Regions from separate parts of the Homo sapiens genome. Here region 2 is linked to region 1. A link is a contact called in ENCODE Hi-C or POLR2A ChIA-PET data. All regions are on one chromosome and are shown on one strand. Each heading gives the region's core, a stretch centred on a gene start or an enhancer-like site at or near the end of the contact. The rest is flanking DNA. Distances are from core to core; before and after follow the strand shown. Region 1 holds the start of TGIF1 (TGFB induced factor homeobox 1). Region 2 has its middle 18 kb from the start of LINC01895.

Region 1 (5,512 bases), core at 360-2,859:
TCTACCAACAACGACTGCCAGTTGATCCGAGTTTCAAGTTTAATTTCACTCTCGCTGGGAAAGCCTGGAGGCAGAGGGAAGCTCCGCGCGTTTCAGGGCCTCCCACAGAAACGCAGCCGAAGGAACCCCGCTGGCCTTGAGGCTACCCCCCAGGAACGCCCCGCAGCGGGCCGGGTCTGAAAGAATGTGGAGTTCCAAACTCCAGGCGGCTCCCGGGCATGCGCAGTAGCGCCGCCCCTCCCGTCCGCTTCCCGAGTGATTAACTTCTGTTTTGAACCACTCCACATAAATCACGACAGAAACGCCACCTCCAGCCCACAGCGGAACACTCGGGGGACCTCCCAGCCAGGGACTCAATTTTTGTTAACTTCAAAAGGGACTTCACACTCTGACCTTTCGGGGTGTTTTGTGTGGTTTCTCCACCCCCCGTCCCCCTCCGGTGTATTTTGTTTTTAAACCAAACTGACGGCAAGTTTTAGTTGTAAAGCTTCCAGAACACTTCGTGGAAACAATGACAGCCTTGCTCTTTGCACTTACAACCAAGCCTGCTTGTCACATTTGGACGCATTTTGACTGCATGCCGCTTGAAGCTGCTGGCCCTGGGTGCTAACTCTTCCTCCTGCCCCAAAATTCATCGTGGGAAAACTTTTAGAGACTGGGGATTTGTAAAAGTCTAGCTTTCCAAAGCTGTTTACACCCGAGGGCGATGAGGGGGTCCAGAATCGCATTCCTTCGATCGTAAAAACACCACATCCCTAAAGAACAGTGCTAGGGCCCGGCTGGGAGTAGGGGGGCGGCGGGGGCGGGGGCGGGGGGAGCCTAGGAGTGGAACTTTCAGACAAAGCCGCGGCGGTCCCGCGGCCCCGGCCGCCTGGGTCCGGATCGGGAAAAACGAGGGGCTGGGTCCTCCCTACTCGGACCCCATATCCCCAGCACGCGAGAAAGAGCGAGAAGCCACGCGGCGGCTGGGCCGAGCGTGGGGTGTCGGCGGAGACAATGAAACTTGCAGGCGCACAAACAAGGCGCTGAGCGTGTTTCTTGACAACGTGCCAGCAGCGTGGAGAGGCTCGCCCCACAACAGCCCCTCGTGTTGTGTCTAGCAGGAAAACAGCCGCTGCCGTTTCAGACGCAGCCTCAACAAAGAGCACGGCCGCCACTCCAGCATGAGAGCCCCTGGGCGGAAAAGTCCACCAAGTGACTCCGCGCGGCGCGGCCCGGCCAGCACGTTTCCCCGGACTCGCGTCTTCTGGTGCGCGCAGCCCGCGGCCGCCTTACCTTTCTTGCCTTTCATTCTGGATCTCCCCTCCCAGCGCGAGGCAAGGCGGGGGTCTGGAGGGGCCAGGAGCGGGGACACAGGGGATAAGCGAACGTCTCCTTCACAGCCGACTCTCCCGTAACTTGTAGGACGTGCTCCAGCCGTTATTGCTAAACAGGACGCTCTGATCCCAGGCGCCCGCTCCTTGGGTGGAATTCAAGTGACACTTGGGCTTCCTCCCGCCGGGATCTTCTGGCAGCCGGCCGGGGGCTCTCCCTCGCCCAACTCTCTCCCCTCCCCTCTCCGCTCCTTTGTTCCCTGCTCCTGCTCGGCGCACCTCGGCGCTGTCAGAGTGAGAGAGGCGAGGAGGGAAGGTACAGGAGGTCCTGCCTCCGCCCCCAGCCGCCCGCCCCGTCCCCCTCCCGCCCCGCCGCTCCTCCGCCCCTCCCCCGCACCTTCCAGCCGGGAAGACTGGACCGAGCGCGGCGGCCGCTGTCACTCGTCCCTCGGGGGCGGCGGTGCGGACGCGGGGGGTGGCCGGGTCCAGAAACACGATCCTTTCCGCCTGCCGCGCACGGACCGCCCGCATCCCTCGCCCGGCGGTGGGGGCACCAGCCGAGCGCCCCAGGTTTCTCCCTTGGGCCTTTCTTCCCGGGGCTGGCGAGGGTGCGTTTGGTTCGGAAACTGCAACAGATGGAAAAAAGGACACCTCCCTCCTTCCCTCCTCCACCCCCGGGAAGAAAAGCCTCCCCGTCTCGTTTTTGACAGCTGCCCCGAACTCTACTGGCCCTGCTCTAGCCGCACGAGACAGCCGCCTCTGATTCAAGGGGCGGGGCACGGGAGGAAAAGTATTCGAGACAAGAACCAACTTCTTCCAGAATGCGCGGCTGCCATTGACACGCGGGCGCGGCGCGGCGCACCCTTCTCCTCCCGGGGCTCTTCCTCCAGCAGCGACAGTGGGAGGTCGGCGGGGGTGGGGCGGGGGGGAATGATGAGACACAGCCTAAACGAACGTCTGTTCCCCCGGGCTAAAGCTGCGAGTTCCGGACTGGATTGCAAGGCAGTTTCGAAATCTGACACGTTGCGGACAGACACTTGTCACGCTCACATGCTCTTTAAACGTCTCTGCCCGGGGACGGCCGGGCGCGCGCCTGCCTCACCAAGACTCCGCCTGACACCCCGAGTCGCCGAACCCCGGCAGCGGCCACTTTTATAGCTAAGGGGTGACCACGCCGTGCCTGCTCGTCTGTTTCGGTCAACAGTGTCTACTCTTCGGATTGGAACCCTGCTAGGGGATCCCTCCTCCCATTTCAAACAGAAACTAGCCATTAAGTAAACACCCGTTCCTGTTGGCTTATTTTGGTCCACAGTTAGGAGGGATCCAACAGGAGTTTCTTGATGAAATTGCGCTTTCAAAGACCAGATGCTGTTTGGCTGACTTGAAGAAACGCATGCCCCCTCCTCTGGTTCTAGTTTTCGCGTGGTTACGTCCTGTTGTTTTGAAGCAAACGAACTGTCACATGCCACACAATGAGACTTCCCCCATCACTTTAAAAAAAGGAAAGAAAAGCCCTAAACGTAAATAAGCCTAGCAGAGACAGCGCCCGGGTCTGCCTCCAGTCTGGGCTCTGTGCTGTTTTTGTTCGGTAACCTCGGTGGAGATCCCGGCAGAAGAAACTCTGTGGAAATAAGATTAAACCCGAGGAGTACTAAGACGGCCAAGGGATAACTAACTCGACTTCGGAGCGTCTGTTTCAGGAACTAGAGCTAGCCTGCCACCCTCCCTCAAAAAAAAAAAAAAAAAAAAAGACACCCCCGCCCCTAGAATGCGTGGAGGCCAGAGTTTAAAAAGCCTGGGTGGTTTTTCCAATTACAGGACTAAAATGAATCAACAGGGAAAAAAAGCGTCTCTCTAAGAAGGCAGCAACCTTACGATTTTTTTCTTCTGTGGTTTGCTGACTGCTCGGGACAGAAGAGAACACACACCTAAAACGGCTCGGGGGGAGCGCGGTCCTGGGGACAAGCCACCCGCCCGGACGCTGCCCTGCAACTGCCGGGAGCACAGTTCCTTCCCGGACCTGGCTGCAGATGAATCAGCTGCTGCGCCCGGTGCGGGACAGATGTGGCGCAGGGAGGGGGCCAGCGCCCCCGCCGCCCGTTAGAGGGGGCCGCCTCGCTATTTCGTTTGAAGGGTTGTCTGTGGCTGGGATTGGTGGCTCCTATCCGCTGGGGAGCCGGGAGCGGAGGGAGGAGAGACGCAGGGAGGAGGAGCCGGGGGCTGGGCGACGCTGCGACTCCGCGGCCTGAGTGGCAGGAGCCTCGTCTGGAACCGGGCGGTTACTGGGGAGACGCTTTGTTTGCTAACTTCGAAAGCGGCTTCGGCTGCCTCGGCCGCTTTCGAAGCCACTCCACAAAACACGCCTTCGGTCGGTTTAACCCTACCTCCCCCCCCGCCCGCTTTAGCCAGCTCGAGACAAAAATGTTTCCCTCTTCCCCGTGGTTCTCCTTGGCCACGCGGTGGCTCTCATTATGTACACAAAGGTAGCTTTGCTTTCGTCCAAGTGGACTTGGCTAATGACTGCGATTCTCAGGCAACCGAGATGGGAACCGAGAATTGGAAAGGGTTTATAGCTTGAAAACAAACTTTCCAGGAGAAGGGGGGAGGGGCGGAGACAATTGAAAGCCTCTTTCGAATTAGGGGGAGGAAAAAACGGAGATGTGAACTCACCTTGGCTAGAAGTCAGGCTTGATCGGGCCAATGCACAACTTTTGCCCGAGCAAGTCATATCCAAACGGTTGTTAAAGCTGGCGAGGCACTCCAAAGAGAAACACTGGCACAATTCTGTGATGTAGCGAAAGCTTACAGCCCAACCGCTCCCGTAGATGCACCCCCACTGCCTCCCCCCAGCCAACGCTGATCTCAAACTTGTTTGGAGTTTCGGATTCTTGGTGCATTCTGGGAAGAAAGTGCCTAGGGTCAGCGCAACGTAACAAAGGGAACAGCCTCAAAAAAGTGGGCTTCAGATACCAGCAATTGCTTAGGGTATTTTTTGTTGATTCGTTTTTCTCGAGGTGGAAAAACAAGTTTCATTTCTAGCTCTGTCAGTCCCTTCCAGTCTCGGGGCCTTGCTATAAAACGGATTCAATGACTTTTAAGATTCTTTCCAGTGCTTTTTTTTTTTTTTTAAAGTATATAGATTCAAATTTGCTACATATTATTTGCTGATTCATATGAATGTTACTTGAATTGGGAAATTGCTTGAGTAAAATTGAGGCGTTGCTTGGTGCTGGCGGAGGCTACTGATAAACGTTTTTCACCATTATTTTTTTTCTCTCCAGGCACACATAGTTCCTTTTGGCGTCTTATCTTCTGAAGCTGCCTCAAGGCCAAGCAAAGAAAGTTGTTAAAAAGTTAAGTTACTTTTCACAGCCTGCAAACCCTTCAAAGGCAAGAACTCAAATAGAAACTTGGAAAGGCAGATAAGCCAGAAAAGTGTACTAATAAACGCACTTAATATGATTATTTTTTGATGCCAGGTCCACCAAGTGAAGATTGGAGGATGTATTTGTTTCTTCTACTCAACAACAATTGATAAAGCATGAGTTCCATCAAGGACTGTGTTCTAGGTGGAGAAAGGGTGACTCACCCAGTCATTGGATCTCTTTCACTTCCAGTCTCTGGAAGGCAGATATCTTTATAAAATATGCAGACAGCTAGGCTCTAAACACTGGACAAGAGGTCTGTAATCATCCAGTCACATCTCAGGTCAGAGGGTCTTGGACTGCTTAAGAAAGAGCTGACCATTGTCTTAAGAACCTGGGGTGGCCTAGAGCCATCTTGAGGTGATTTTATCAGCCCCATCAGGATAATTCTCCTCAGCTTCCTTGCATGAATAGTGTAACTGGTGCTACTACTTTTGTTTTTAGTCACTTTTCCTAGCCTGCACTTCCCTTCCCGGCCCTCCTTTTTCCTCTGTAGCCAAGTCATCACTTCTCTTTACCTAAATGAGTTTTGGAATCCAGGGGATAAAACGAAAAGATAGGCAGGGCGCTGTGGCTCACACCTGTAATCCCACCACTTTGGGAGGCCGAGGTGGGTGGATCACCTGAGGTCAGGAGTTTGAGACCAGCCTGACCAATATGGTGAAACCCCATCTCTACTAAAAATACAAAAATTAGCCGGGCGTGGTGGCGTGTGACTGTAGTCCCAGCTACTTGGGAGGCTGAGACAGGAGGGTTGCTTGAACCTGGGAGACA
Region 2 (5,512 bases), core at 1,368-3,867, 82 kb after region 1:
TCTGTGCTATATTTCTCTTGGACAGCACTGGTTTACTGGTTATAGATTGAGGAAGCAAAGATAGTTGCTCTGAATGTAAATTCAGGGCTCTTTGGAGCATGTATTCCTCCCCTCTCAAAGGGAACTTATCTGGTGGTGGTGATTTGACTGGCTGCTCATCTAAATGTATTTATTCATGGATTCATACAACACATATTTATTGTGCAGTTACTGTATACAAAGCTCTGCAGGAGGTGGTATGATTGTGCTCTACCCTGAACTCACAGTCCTGCCGAGGACAAAAGTTTTGTGGGTGAAGAGCTGATAAATGGCCAAGTTTGAAGGTAAATGAGATGCTAATAGGAATGCTGTTCAGGAAAGGGAAGTCTGACCTGGCTTGGAGTAGTGAAAATAAAAAACCTATCTGAAGACCATACTGCCCCAGCTTTAAATGCAATTTGCTCCTTGAACTTTCCCAAAAATACTCACAATTCATGTAATCTCAGCAAGTCTATACATTAACCCACTTCTACTCTCTACTTGTTACTTTAAAAAGAACTCAGTCACTCTGGATGCAAGTGTTTACCATGTGGGGAAAAACACTAAGGAATTCAGCTTCATTTTGTCCCAATTAGGCTTATTGAAATAACAACATCAATGCCATTATCTCAGAGGTGAAAATAACTGGACAATTCCACTATTTATTCTTCAATGATTAATTAATAAAAGGAAAATTATATCTAAAATGTCAGCTGATGAACCAGTATCACATTTTCATTTCTAATGGTTCAAAGCTCATGTCAAACCCTTTGATTTTCTTTTCTTTTCTTTTTTATTTTTTGAAATAGGGTCTTGTTCTGTCACCCAGGCTGGAGTGCAGGGGCATGATCACTGCTCACCCCAACGTCAACCTCCTGGATTCAACTGATCCTCCCAATTGAATGATTGTTCTGAAATACCCTCTGCAGGACTCCTTTGTGATATTCATCAAATATTTCTTGCTCTCCACCCTCCAGACACATGGTAGGGTTGCACTTCATTACTCCACTCACATTGACTTTTAGGTGTGGCCCTATGACTTACTTTGCCTCCCAAAGTGTAATAGGACAAAATAGAAACCTGAAGTCAGAGAGCAGAGTTCCCACTCTGAGTAGCTGGGACCACAGGCGCAGCTAATTTTTTATTTTTTTGGAAAGATGGAGTCTCACTGTGTTGCCCAGAATGGTCCCAAACTCCTGGGCTCAAAGAATCCTCCCACCTTGGCCTCTCAAAATGCTGGGACAAGCGTGAGCCACCACGCCTCACCAAACCCTTTGCTTTTCATGTAATCTTTTAACTAAATCTTGTGGATAATGAGCAATTTTCTTTCTTTCTTTTTCCTTCCTTCCTGCCTTTCTTTCTTTCTTTCTTTCTTTCTTTCTTTCTTTCTTTCTTTCTTTTTCTTTCTTTCTTTCTTTCTTTCTTTCTTTCCTTCTGTCTTTCTCTCTTTCTTTCCTTCTTTCTTCTTTCTTTTCTTTTCTTTTAAAGATGTATTAGTCTGTTTGTGTTGCTATAAAGGAATGTATGAGACTGAGTAATTTATAAAGAAAAGAGGTTTATTTTGGCTCACAGTCCTGCAGCCTGTACAGGAAGGATGGTGCTGGCCTCTGCTTTTGGTGAGGGCTCCAGGGAGCTTACAATCATGGCGGAAGGTGAAGGGGAAGCTGCTGTATCACATGGTGAGAGAGGAAGCAAGAGAGAGAAGCAGGAGGTCCCAGACTCTTAAACAACCAGATCTCGTGTGAACTAAGAACTCACTCATCACCAAGGGGATGGCACTAAGTCATTCATGAGGGACCCATCTCCATCATCCAATACCTCCCACTAGACTCCACTTTCAACATGAGATTTGGAAGGGATAGACATCCAAACCACATCACAGCTTTTTTTTTGAGACAGAGTCTCTCACTATCACCCAGGCTGGAGTATGGAGTGCAGTGGTATGATCTCAGCTCACTGCAGCCTCCTGAGTTCAAGCAATTCTCCTGCCTCAGCCTCCCAAGTAGCTGGGATTACAGGTGCCGGCCACCACGCCCGGCTAATTTTTGTATTTTTAGTAGAGATGGGGTTTCGCCATGTTGGCCAGGCTGGTCTCAAACTCCTGACCTCAGGTGATCCCCCCGGCCTCAGCCTCCCAGAGTGCTGGGATTACAGGCATGAGCCACCATGCCTGGCCTTCAAAGCACTTTTTTAGGATGTTCTTTATCTTTTATATCTCTCTGCCAGTGATTTTCATGGTGTGATATATAGTCAACCCCACATCAGATCACCTGGAATCATTGTCGATATTGGGTACAACTTGCCTCACCCCAGAATTTCAAGGAGTGTGACCTGCGAGTCTGTATTTTTACCAGGTAATTCCTATGTTTGTTAAAGTTGGAGAAGCATTGCTGTTAGTCCAGGAAACAAACAAGTTGGTCTCTTAGATTCTCCCTGACAAGATCAAAGGGCAGTAGAAGTAAAGACTAGAAAATATTTTGAAAGTCCTCCAACAGTCAAGGGGAGTGGAAAGGATTATTCATAACCCTTTGGTGCCAAGAAATCTGGAACTTCTAAAGCTATGGGCTAATGCATCTTGCATTAGCAATTTGGCATGCAGGAAATCCCCCCACCCAGAGTGCCAGGGGCACAGGGAGTCTTGGCATCCCTTAAATAAAACAAAGTTGGGATTTTCAATTTACCCAAGGCTTCTGATTTCCTACTTTGTGGTCTGAAAGAAAACAAAATGACTATATTCTTTTCCCAAGGTTGGCGATTATATGTGATAATTTTTCTTAATGGCATAAATGAAACTGTGGCTTGAGGGGAAGTAATGAACAAATGGTTCAGGAAAACGGAATTGGGAAAATCCTGTTCCTTGGTGAGAACAGATCAGCCTCTTAGGTGTCGATACAGCCTTTCACTTGCTGCAGCACAGCACAGTCTAGTGTTCTTGGAGGGTTCAGACCTCCTTTGGGATCCAGATGTAGTTTGGATTATCTTTAAATTGGGGCATTGGTTGGATCTAAATACTTCCTTTTTAGCTTTTTGTTTTGAATTACTTTTAGACTTTCGAGAAGTTGTAAAAATAGTACAGTGTGTTCCCATCACCCTGCTTCCCACATTGATAACATCTTACATAGCCACAGCATATTTTCAAAACCAAGAATTTGAAATATGTGCAATATTATTACCTACACCACAGACTTGGTCCCTGTTATAGTCTGAATGTTTGTGTCACCCCCAAAATTCATATGTTGAAATCTTTCTCCAATGCATTAGTGTGAATAGGTGGGACATTTATGAGTTGATTAGGTCATGAAGGTAGAGCCCTCATGAATGGGATTAGTGCCTTATAAAAGCGGTCCTTTGTTCCCCTCTTTCATCATGTAAGGACACAGCAAGAAGGCCTGAGGAACGGCCCTTACCCAACAGTGAATCTGTTCGCACGTTGATCTTGGACTCCTCAGCCTCTAGGACTGTAGGAAATAGATTTATGTTATTTATAAGATATTTTGTTATAGCAGCCAAAATGGACTAAGGCAGCCACGTTTGTGTAGCATGTAGGCAAGATGTCTCAGGAGCAACCTTAGGAAGCATCTTATGATACATATTGGACATGTGCACAACACACATAGAACACTAGTTTGGTTGCAGACTCCACTGGTGTTTTGTTTCATAAGAGCAGCCACAGTGCCCTGTGGAAGGTGGCACCATCTTCTTTTCCATAAACATTAGCCATGCCATCTACTATGAATGACAGAGATTTTTCAGTTCAAGTTTCTGAGGACTGCAAACAAGTATCAAAGAGCCAGATGTTTCTTTGCATTAAACCAGTTTTATTACTCGCCTTTTGTCTTATACACTTAATAAATACAATTTTCTACATTTCTATGGTGCTTTAAATTTGCAAAACCATATATCTTAGTTTATTTATCCCTTGCAATCAGCCCAGAAAATTATGGTCCATACTATAATTTGTATTTTATATGTGAGGAAACTGAGTCTTACAGAGGTTAAAAGACTTGGGCCCCAGCCTCCCATTCTGGTAATTACCTCATTACGATGCCTCTTTTATTGTTCCTACTCTCCAAATATTTGGTTGTTATTTATTATACATATCACTTTAATGAATGAAATGATTCTATAAGGTTTACTGTAAAAAAAAAGAGCAGTCCCTTGCACTGCCCTTTCTTTCTAGTTCTGATTGTCCAATGTCCAGAAATGTCTTAGTCTATTTTGTGTTGTAATATTCGAATACCACAGACTGTGTATTTTTTTTTTTTTTTTTTTTGAGACAGAGTTTCGCTTTTGTTGCCCAGGCTGGAGTGCAATGATGCGATCTCGGCTCACTGCAACCTCCATCTCCCAGGTTCAAGTGATTCTCCTGCCTCAGCCTCCTGAGTAGCTGGGATTACAGGCACGCACCACCACACCCAGCTAATTTTGTATTTTTAGTAGAGATAGGGTTTCTCCATGTTGGCCAGGCTGGTCTCAACCTCCCGACCTCAGGTGATCCACCCGTCTCAGCCTCCCAAAGTGCTGGGATTACAGGTGTAAGCCACCGCGCCCAGCCTCGACTGTGTAATTTTTAATGAACAGAAATTTATTGGCGCACAGTTCTGGAGGCTGAAAGTCCAATATCAGATGTCAGCATCTGGTGATGGTCTTCTTGTTGCCACATAACATGGTGGAAGGTGCCACGTACTGGAAGGGTCAAAAGAGGGTGAGAGAGAGCACAAAAAGAAGTGAACCTATTCCCACAATAATGCAGCGTGAGTCCATTCATGAGGCTGGAACCCTCATGACCTCATGAACACTTCTTAAAGATCCCACCTCTTAACACTGTCGCAATCACAATTACATTTTAACATGAGCTTTGGAGGGAAAAACATTCAAATCGTAGCAGAAGGAAACTACTCTCAAACTTTCAGCGACAACTGTTGGTCTTTATCGTCCTATCGCTGATAGCACACTTACACTGCTGTTTCTTGATTTTTCACTTTTAGGTACCATCTGCTGACTTCCCACATCAGAAGGTAAGGACTTACTTCTTCGCTGCCTCTGTCCATGTCCCCATCTCCTACACATATGACTTGACCACCTCCCATACTCCCATTACATATCCCAATTTTGGCTACATTGGTATTCACTGATTCCTATGACTGTAAGTGCTAGCCACTGCTGTGTAGCTGAGCCATACAGTATACGATGATTACTTTTCCTCTACTGCTAACTTTGTATTTTCACTGGAGTTAGCAAATGTCAAGTATTTTCCTTTGCTTAGTTTTCTAAGCAACATACAATAATTAACATATTTCTCAATTTTCCCATGGTTTAAATCTCCTCTCAATACATCTGATTTTCTCTCAGTCTCTTCATGGAATCATCCCTACCTGAATGTTCCAACCTGCGCCTCTCTCTGGACTGTGACTCTCTAGGCTTGCAACAAAGCTGTCTTCCTGGGTCTTCCTCATCTTTTCCCTGGGGGTACTGTTCACATCCTTCTTTTGTT

Evidence for each region. A loop is a pair of places that touch in the nucleus more often than their neighbours do. ChIA-PET counts read pairs that join two places held with the same protein, here RNA polymerase II (POLR2A). Pooled maps may share reads with other maps.
Region 2: a loop to region 1 is called in a map of mammary epithelial cell, with 4 times the contacts of the local background. The contact joins the enhancer-like site here to the promoter of TGIF1 in region 1. A Hi-C loop is called at or near these places in 5 of 168 maps with a recorded cell type or tissue (MCF 10A, PC-9, heart right ventricle and 2 more), 1 of 37 single-sample maps with no recorded cell type and 7 of 50 pooled maps. POLR2A ChIA-PET finds 5 or more read pairs at or near these places in 16 of 52 experiments (A549, BJ, Caco-2 and 13 more).

What each region holds. Positions count from the first base shown.
Region 1 is chr18:3,446,269-3,451,780 of GRCh38, reverse strand. TGIF1 (TGFB induced factor homeobox 1) reads right to left here and starts at 1,609. Exons shown (of 3, transcript NM_003244.4): 1 at 1,276-1,609. The coding sequence starts at 1,291. It overlaps LOC124904237 (a long non-coding RNA gene), which reads left to right and starts at 1,125. Exons shown (of 2, transcript XR_007066269.1): 1 at 1,125-1,249; 2 at 4,595-4,775. RefSeq lists enhancers at 1-292, 2,380-2,569, 2,157-2,776, 2,670-2,809, 2,777-3,398 and silencers at 870-919, 1,560-1,719, 1,750-1,859, 3,520-3,589.
Region 2 is chr18:3,365,421-3,370,932 of GRCh38, reverse strand. No RefSeq gene overlaps it. Among named protein-coding and RNA genes, the nearest start is that of LINC01895, 18 kb to the right of the region's middle. Within about 2 kb of position 2,617, at least 4 of the 41 ENCODE cell types and tissues checked have a DNase peak (open chromatin) inside an H3K27ac peak, as active enhancers do; they include HCT116, PC-9 and mammary epithelial cell, where a contact is called at or near this core.